2 separate regions of the Homo sapiens genome follow, and region 2 is linked to region 1. A link is a contact called in ENCODE Hi-C or POLR2A ChIA-PET data. All regions are on one chromosome and are shown on one strand. The core of a region is the stretch at or near the end of the contact, and the rest is flanking DNA. Distances in the headings are between cores, read along the strand shown. Region 1 overlaps PIEZO2 (piezo type mechanosensitive ion channel component 2). Region 2 overlaps PIEZO2 (piezo type mechanosensitive ion channel component 2).

What was found. A loop is a pair of places that touch in the nucleus more often than their neighbours do. ChIA-PET counts read pairs that join two places held with the same protein, here RNA polymerase II (POLR2A). Pooled maps may share reads with other maps.
Region 2: a loop to region 1 is called in a map of GM12878, with 5 times the contacts of the local background. The contact joins two enhancer-like sites. A Hi-C loop is called at or near these places in 3 of 168 maps with a recorded cell type or tissue (GM12878, MCF 10A and OCI-LY7), 26 of 37 single-sample maps with no recorded cell type and 7 of 50 pooled maps. POLR2A ChIA-PET finds 5 or more read pairs at or near these places in 3 of 52 experiments (GM10248, GM12878 and OCI-LY7).

What each region holds. Positions count from the first base shown.
Region 1 is chr18:11,038,971-11,043,155 of GRCh38, forward strand. The region is part of intron 2 of PIEZO2 (piezo type mechanosensitive ion channel component 2); the gene reads right to left. Among named protein-coding and RNA genes, the nearest start is that of PIEZO2, 110 kb to the right of the region's middle. Within about 2 kb of position 2,046, at least 3 of the 41 ENCODE cell types and tissues checked have a DNase peak (open chromatin) inside an H3K27ac peak, as active enhancers do; they include GM12878, where a contact is called at or near this core.
Region 2 is chr18:10,951,379-10,955,563 of GRCh38, forward strand. The region is part of intron 3 of PIEZO2 (piezo type mechanosensitive ion channel component 2); the gene reads right to left. Among named protein-coding and RNA genes, the nearest start is that of MIR6788, 190 kb to the left of the region's middle. RefSeq lists an enhancer at 620-769. Within about 2 kb of position 2,398, at least 2 of the 41 ENCODE cell types and tissues checked have a DNase peak (open chromatin) inside an H3K27ac peak, as active enhancers do; they include GM12878, where a contact is called at or near this core.

The sequences.
Region 1 (4,185 bases), core at 796-3,295:
TCCTTACGCAAAATAACTGGGCAAAAGATATTGTTTAGGATATGTGTCTAATTCACAAAATTAGTCTTAACAACCAAGCTCAGGCAGTCTGTAAGATCCCAGGCTGAAAATAAAACAAAAGGGAACAGAAAGGAAGGGAAAGGAAAGAACAGAACGAATACAACCTCTATAGCTTAAAGTAATACATAGAAATTCATTAGCATGGTCTGCATGCATAAAATCCCTCCCGCAATGCTGGGCTCAACAAGCGATTGGGTGACAGCAGCACACTCTTTGCAGAAGATAACACACATGCATTGACTTTAATTTTGCAGACAAATGGAACATTCTGTAGGCAGAAAGGGGAAAAACAGACAAATGGAACATTCTATAGGCAGAAAGGGCGGAAAAAAGCTATTGCAGGCTCCAAGATATTAGAGACATCGTTTGAACAGATTTCTTCTTAAACTAGCCTGCTTTGGCGAATGTTTTTATTATGCTCCATTTTCTGGTTTTACGTCACAGAACAGTGGTGCTCTCCTGTCAAACATTCAAGCAAATATCCTGAATACTCCTTTCTCACTCTCCTCTAACTGACATATATATAACTATATGTGTCATATAACTAACATATATATATGATCCACATGTAATAGATCCAACTTAAGAAGTGAGGTTATATAGGTCAATGGGATGACATATATTATCCTATATCTTTATTGGTTGATTGGATGATTATATATGTCATCCTATTAACCTATATAACTTCACTTCTTAAGTTGAATCTATTTTAAATAGGCACACACACACACACACACACACACACAAAATTTCTTCCCCTTTTCATCACCACTCTCAGAATTAAAAACTAGCAAAATAAGCTAAAATACTTGATATTTTAAGATCCCTTCAAGGATTTAGCTTCCTGATGCATTCTTACGAAAAGGAAATACAACTGCATTAACCTCTCCAACCCTCCCCACCCCGTATAGACACACAGACTCTGCTTTTTAAATGAGAGCTATACAAGTTGGAACAGCCTTGGATAAACTGTAGTCCAGAAAGTCAAATATACACCTCTACAGATGACATGAACCTGCTTTAACTTTTCAGGAAAAGCCTCAAAAATCATAGAGTTCTTGTTGGCTAAATACCATCTGAAAAAAAAAAAAGGCTTCATATCAGCTATGTCAAACCAAAATCAGAATTTTCAGTAGTTGCTCTTCAACAAGTCCAGAAGAAGTCCATTCTCTTCCCTTTTAGAACAATACATTTTAGCTATTTCTTCTATTATTATTATTGACACCTTACGCTTACTCCTTTAGCACTGTTTCTAAATATAACCTCAGAATTAAATTTTGAACTCCTTGAGTTTAGAGACATTATTTTATTTATTTTTCTTTATATCTTAAGTCCTAACTAAGAAAATATCCAATAAAGGTTGAGGAGGTAATGACTAAATTGATCAGAACATAATCAGGGTTTTAACTGTCATCTTCACTATTGATAAGTAAAGCAATTCTGTGGTATAATTAAATTAGCTACATAAGGGGATGTTTTGTTGCTGTTTTTGAACAATAGCACAGAAGTACTTGGCTGGGAATGTGAATGTTACGTAATTTTCAGGATTGTATCATTCATATAGAAAATACATATTCTAATATGATCTATGTACCTGCATATTAGGTGCATTTGTACCCAGAGTAGAGACGTCTCTTTCTGAAATCATTCCTCCTATCTTTTGGTCCTCGTCCCCATAATTATCCTCAATGTGGGCGAAAAAAGTGTATTTTGGTTTCACATTAAGTCAGTTCTTAGTGCCACTTTTCTTCCCAATAAATTTGATTTTCATGAAGTTGGATTCCATTAGTCTCCTTTCTGAAAAACATTCTTACTTTTTCACAATTCAAACCTCAAATAACACTTAAAATAAAAGATCAGTTAAAATTATTTTAATTTTTCTAGAAAAATTAGGAATGAGGCCAATTAAATGGGGTGAGTGGGAATGGTCCGAAAGTCCTTGAAATGCCACATTGAACTGTTTTCTACAAAACAGCTCCCTCTGGTGGAAGCAGAACCCTTTCTCTGGGTGAGACCAGGCACACAACCTGGAAAGTTAGGGCATCCTCTGAAAACGGACAGTCCAAGGCAGGTGGGAGAAAAGACGAATTCTAAAACCCGAACTATGAAATGGTTTGTCTTCAAATTAAACTGTTCTCATCACTGCCCAAAAGTTTTTGGAATAATCTGCCAGGGAACCCTAAACAGTCATGTATTAATATCTGCAAAATATGCAAAATTCAAAGTTCAGAGAAGCTGCCCTCCAGCTGCTAAGTAGATGGGACTACATAATTCACAAGTTCCCAAATTTAATCAAGAGCCCTAAGGATAAAGAGAAAGAGAAATTAAACACCGAGCTCAGAAGCTGTGAAAGTCTGTGCAGATTGGAGGAAAGAGTGGCCTTGGAAGTTCAGCCTCGAGTTCATGAATAGACAAAGGCATGATTTCAAAGCAAAAACAGCCCTATAGAATCCATCCTGTACTCCACACAGTCACTTTCATTGTTTGTAAAGGTCAGTGGGTTTTTATACTAAATAGCTGGAACTGAAGGACATCATGATGTTACTCATTGTTTATTTTACCATATTATCTCTCCACATCTGTGGTCTTTTGTGTTTACACTACATTTTTTCATCATTTTTCTACGATGTCAATTTGTATGGTTCTTCTTAATGTAAAAAAAATACAAACTATTGCTGCTTAACGACAACTTATAAAAATGTAAATGAATGTAAATGCTATACAAATTTGGAAAATTGAGTAAAACCCAACAAGGAACCTACTTACTACCTCTTTATTGAAATCTCCAGCAGAGTAACATCCATTCATTCAGTATCTATATTACCACTTAGGGCAAAATGCAGTGGCATTGAAAACTATCTCTAGGACTGAGCAGAAAGAGTGACAGTGACTCTTCTCCATGACTGCCATGCCCCAGGTATCTCTGTCTAGATGACCATCTTCTCTGAGCTCCTGGTTGGCTAGCGTCTTCTATCCATCATTTCTATTTCAGATTACTTGCTGAAGGCCAAATCATCTCTCTGGTAAAAATGCTGCCTCTCAGCAGTGTTCTGGGGAGAGACAATATGGAGTACCTTCTAGTCATCTCCTCTAAGGATGATCAAATATACTTTCATTGAGGTCACACAAGGAAAAGCCTGCCTCTGCCAATGAAAAACACTAAGAAATCCGCCTGTAAAGATGACTTCTCAGAGGACAGACCCTGGATCTGAGATCTAGCCCTCGTCCCCACAGTCTCAGGAGGAGGGCTGCTATGAGGAGCCAGGAGCAGCTGTCACAGCTCAGTCACACAGGGTCAGATCCCACCCCACCCACGCAGGCCTGCAGGCTGGGGATGGCCATGTGCACTTCATACACACAGTCCTCTCTGACCCTTGTGTGGCCACATTTTAGATAGCTAGTGTGGGAAGAGGAAGTTTGACTACTTCATCAATCAAAACAGTGAATGAATAAACATCACCAGTGACCAGTGTCGGTTTCTTGTCTGCAAAACAATGATGCCCTGAGATAATGCTGTCTGAGCTAGACTCGCTGTGGTGGGAGGCAGGGTGGAAAGCTGAGGTTAGAGAACAGGGTGACCTGTCCACAGATGTGGACTCTTTCCATCCTACATGCTACTGCATCTCAGTGCCTGAGAGGAGGCTACCCATTAGAAAGGCAATCGTCATTGTCACCAGATGGGCATGCTTGGTCTCAGATTTGCTCAGATGTCATACACCTTTGGGGGGCAGGAAAAGAAATGCCAGAAATAAAATCCATAGCACATTAAGTAGATTGTAAAATGTCAGTATGTAACTCAAGCTAATAAAATAATTCAGGGATGCTAATCAACCTTCCAAGTTGAATTAAATTTATGGTTAAATGAGATACAGAAAATACTTCTTCAAAGAAGAATCTGAGGATAATTATTGGTTTTATCAGTAATTTGGTTCTAAAGACAAAAATATATTATCCAAAAAAATTGTTTGGCCATAGAAAGGAGGGGTACTCCAGATACAAGTCTAATTGGCTAACCATAATCCCAGCCTGATCAAATTTCTAGTATGTTTTGTTGTTAACGTATGATGTCTGTATAAATGAACACTTGGTAGAGTAGATCAACTTTTGCATTAAATTGAAGACTGG
Region 2 (4,185 bases), core at 1,148-3,647, 87 kb before region 1:
CTCTACATATTTTATTTAACTTTGACAAGTCTCTGACCTGTCTTTCTGCCTCCAATGCCCAAATCCCTTCTCACACACATGCATATCCACACCCCAACACGTATGTGCACAAAAATTCACACCGTTGCCAGATAATGTTTCTAAAACGTCATCTGCTGTGTTGCCACCACTACTTAAAACCCTCAGTGGCTCCCTTCCACCTATAGGTTAAATTCTAAACTCCTATAAATGATATCTAAGACTTTCCAAGTTCTTGGATTACTTTCCAAGGTCCACCCCTGGAGGAGAACTTTAATCATTCTTTTGGGAACCACTTCTTTTTATCTCATATTTATCTCTGTACCAGCTTCATCATATGTTATTACAGGACTTGTTGATAAGTCTACCTGTCACCCTTGATTCTGAATTCCCCAAGGGCAGTGGACTGTAGCTTACTTATCTATCATTCCCTGGAGCTAGAACACTTTGGGGACAAGAGTGTGCCAAAATATTCAAGTAATATTTGCCAAATTAATGAATGATTATGAGATATGAAACAGGAAAATGCTATGAAGAATTTATCACTGCCAAATATTATACATAATTATAACTGTACTTTGTCAAGTATAGGGCTTCTTATATTGTGAAACTGTCTCTGAAACATTATCTGATTTGGCCTCCACAATAGCTCTTGGGGAAAGTCATCATGATCTTGAGAACCTGTGGCTGCTTAGTGGTACAGCAAAACCAGAATCTACTGCTCTGATCTCTCTACTCTTCAGTAGAGCCCCCAAAACAAACAGTGAAACAGTGAGAGGAAAATTCCAATGTGTTACCACTGTGGTCGCTGGCTCTTTTTAAATCATTTTTTTTCTTATTAGATTATAAGTTACACAGAGTAAAATTTTTGCATGTATAATTTCTCAATTTCTTACAAATCCATACAGTCATTTAACTACCACTACTGTCAAAATGTAAAGTTCCATCAGCCCACCAAATTCTCCATGGTCATTGTAGTCAGCCACTCCCCTGATCCTCCACCCCATGGTGAGCAATGATGCACTTTCTACCCTTACAGTTTCACTAATTATTGTAAATATAATCATATAGTATGTAGCATTCTGATACTGTCTGAATTCACTTAACATAATGCTGAATTGAGATGCTCTTGCATGTACCCATAGTTTGTTGCTTTCTATTGTTGACCTGTGTAGTCCATCCAGGGACCAAGTTTGCTGAAAGACATTGAAGTTGCTTCCAGTTGGGGCAATGACGAATAAACCTGCTTTAAACATTTGCTTAAAATTTTAAAGTCAAATTTTCACTTCACCGGAGGAAATATCACCCAGTGGGATTCCTGGACTGAATAGTAAGTATATGGTCAAATTTATAATATGTTGGAAGATTATTTTTCAAAGTGTCTATATAATTGTACATTCCCGCCAGAAATGTATTTGAATTCCAAGTGTTCTACATCTCCATATTTCCTCAGCATTTGGAATGCCTTCCCTTCCTTCCTTCCTTCCTTTCATCCCTCCCTCCATCCCTCCCTCCCTCCTTCCTTCCTTCTTTTTTTCATTCTAAGAAGTATATAGTAGTCATCTCCGGTTTTTAACTTGCACTTACCTAATGACTGTGATGTTAAACATCTTTTAATGTGTTTATTCATCATCTGTATATCTTCTTTGGTAAAGTGTCTATTCAAAAATTTTGCCCATTAAAAAAAATGAGATGTTTCCTTAGTATTGAGTTTTAAGAGTTCTTCATAAATACTGGATACAAGTCCTTAATCAGATATATAGTTTGTAAATACTTTATTCCAATTTGTGGCTTGCCTTTTTATTGTATTAACACTGGATTTTGAAGAGCAGAAGTTCTTCATTTTGATGAAGTGTAATTTATCAGTTTTTTCTCTTATGAGTTGTGATTTTGATGTTGTATTTAAGAAAACTTTGCCCTTCCCTAACCCAAGATTACAAACATTTTCTCCTATATTTTTTGCAAGAGTTTTATGGTTTCAATCTTTGCATTTAGGTTTATGATTTGTTTTGAGTTAATTAATTTTTGTATATGGAGCAAATTAAGAATTTAAGTTCTTTTTTTAATATAAAAAAACACTATTGTTGAAAAGTGTATTCTTTCTTCACAAAATTGAATTTGTATCTCTATGGAAAATCAAGTGGCCGTGCACATACATGTGGGTCTATTTCTGTACTCTTTTTTTCCTTCACCAATAGCAAACTGGCTTGATTACTGTGGTTTTATAGTGCTATGATGACCTCGTATTCACCTCATTAGTGAGGAAGGCATCCACTGCCCTAAACAGAATGAGATGGTTGAACACATCGCAACACTGGGCAGATAGATGGGCAGCATTTTATTACCCACATCTACTCATGGTCCTGCGGGAGGACACTGCACACCACACAGGGCCACACCGGGGTGCACTTGGGAACAGATGAACAAGCAGGGGCAGCAAGAGAGAGGCAGGCTTTGAATATCAACAGCACAGGGTGCCCCTGGTTACTATGTGAGGACGATACTGCCTTGTTTTAATGATTTGCGGCTGGCAGGGAACTGAAGTCTGTCAGATTGAGGACCAGGTGGTGTGCAGCTGGTTCAGCACAGGGTCACATCTGCTGAAAGCAGGGAACTCACAATATGGCCTTTAGGGTCCCTTGAGGCTTAAAAATATAAGACAGCCTGTGAAATTTTAGGCCTTACACTATATAACTCAGTCTTGAAATCAGATAGTGTAAATCTTCAAATTTTTATTTTTCATTTTCAAAATTACTTTGGCTATTGTAGTTTTTTTTCCATATATATTTTAGAGTCAGCTTGTTGATTTCTACAAAAATATCCTGCTGGGATTCTGACTAGAATTGTGTTGAACCTATAGATCAGTTTAGAGAGAAAGGACATTTTAACAACAGTGAGTCTTCCAATCCATGAACACAATGTATCTCTGCATTTATTTAGGGTTTGTTTCATTTATTTCTGCAGCATATGGGTCTTGCATTGTTTTTAGATTTATATCAAAGTATTTTTTGTATTATTGTACATAACATTTTGTTAAAAAAGCTATTTCCAATTGTTGATTGCCAATATGTAGAAATACAATTTATTTTGGTATGTTGATCTTGCATCCTGTGATGTTGACTTTTTGAAATATTCTACATTGATGGTGTCTCTGCATATTTATGTGGGTAAGGGAATCCTTCATAGATGGACAATAATGATGAGAAGAAGAGGGAGGAGGGGAAGGGAGAAGAAAAAGGGCTGAGCTAGAGTGATGGCGGCACTCGAAGTCCACTGCAGTCCACTTTTGGGACTGGTTGCCATGGTGATGGCTGTGGCAGAAGCAAGTGGCCACAGGTCCCAGAGACAGGGGAGACCAGGAGGACCTGAAGCAACGCATGAGAAGCATCTGACGCTAAAGAGAACAGAGAACTCAGAATGCAAGGCCTTCTTCTCTCATTTCTCTCTGATGTTAGTAATGTTTTCCTTGATCTCCCCAGAAAAGTATAAACTTCAGGAGATTGAATATATTTTCTGGGTTCATTAAAATTATTCTTGCACTTTAGATAATACATCAAAAATTGCTGCCAGTCAATACATAGAAGGAAACAAAGGGAATAGGGAAAAGGAGGAGGAAGTAGAAAGAAAGAAGAGATGAGAGTAGGAGAAGAAAGAGGGGCACAAAAGGAAGAAAGAGGAGGCAAAGGAAAGCCGAGAGAGATGTGGGGGTCGCTTTACTTGAACAGCTCCAGGAGAACAAAAGTTTCCTTTAATTGTATTTTGTGCTGGAATTGAAATTGTGGGTTTAAACAGAAAGAGTTTCTAAAACTCAAGCCAAATTACATTCATATCAAGATCAGCCTTAATCTCCATTGACAAAAAGGACTTTAGGAAGAGCAATCGAGGTTGGGCTCAGGTAGGAAAACGAAAACAGAAGAGCAAGAGAGCAAGGAGACAGCTATTGGCATGGCCTGTCTGGGAGGCCTGTAGTCCTTGAATCTGGTCTAGATGTTTTCTTTCTTGGTTACCTGTTATCTGAAGATTCTGAGGTGAGAGGTGTCATCATGCAGCCACTAGAATAAAGTGCTTGTATTTTAGTGTTTTGCTTCAATCTGCTTATTATAACATTTCAGTTCTGTGTAAACAACTTTAGAGAGTGCACGCTTTGGAAGTAAACTGACCCCAAAA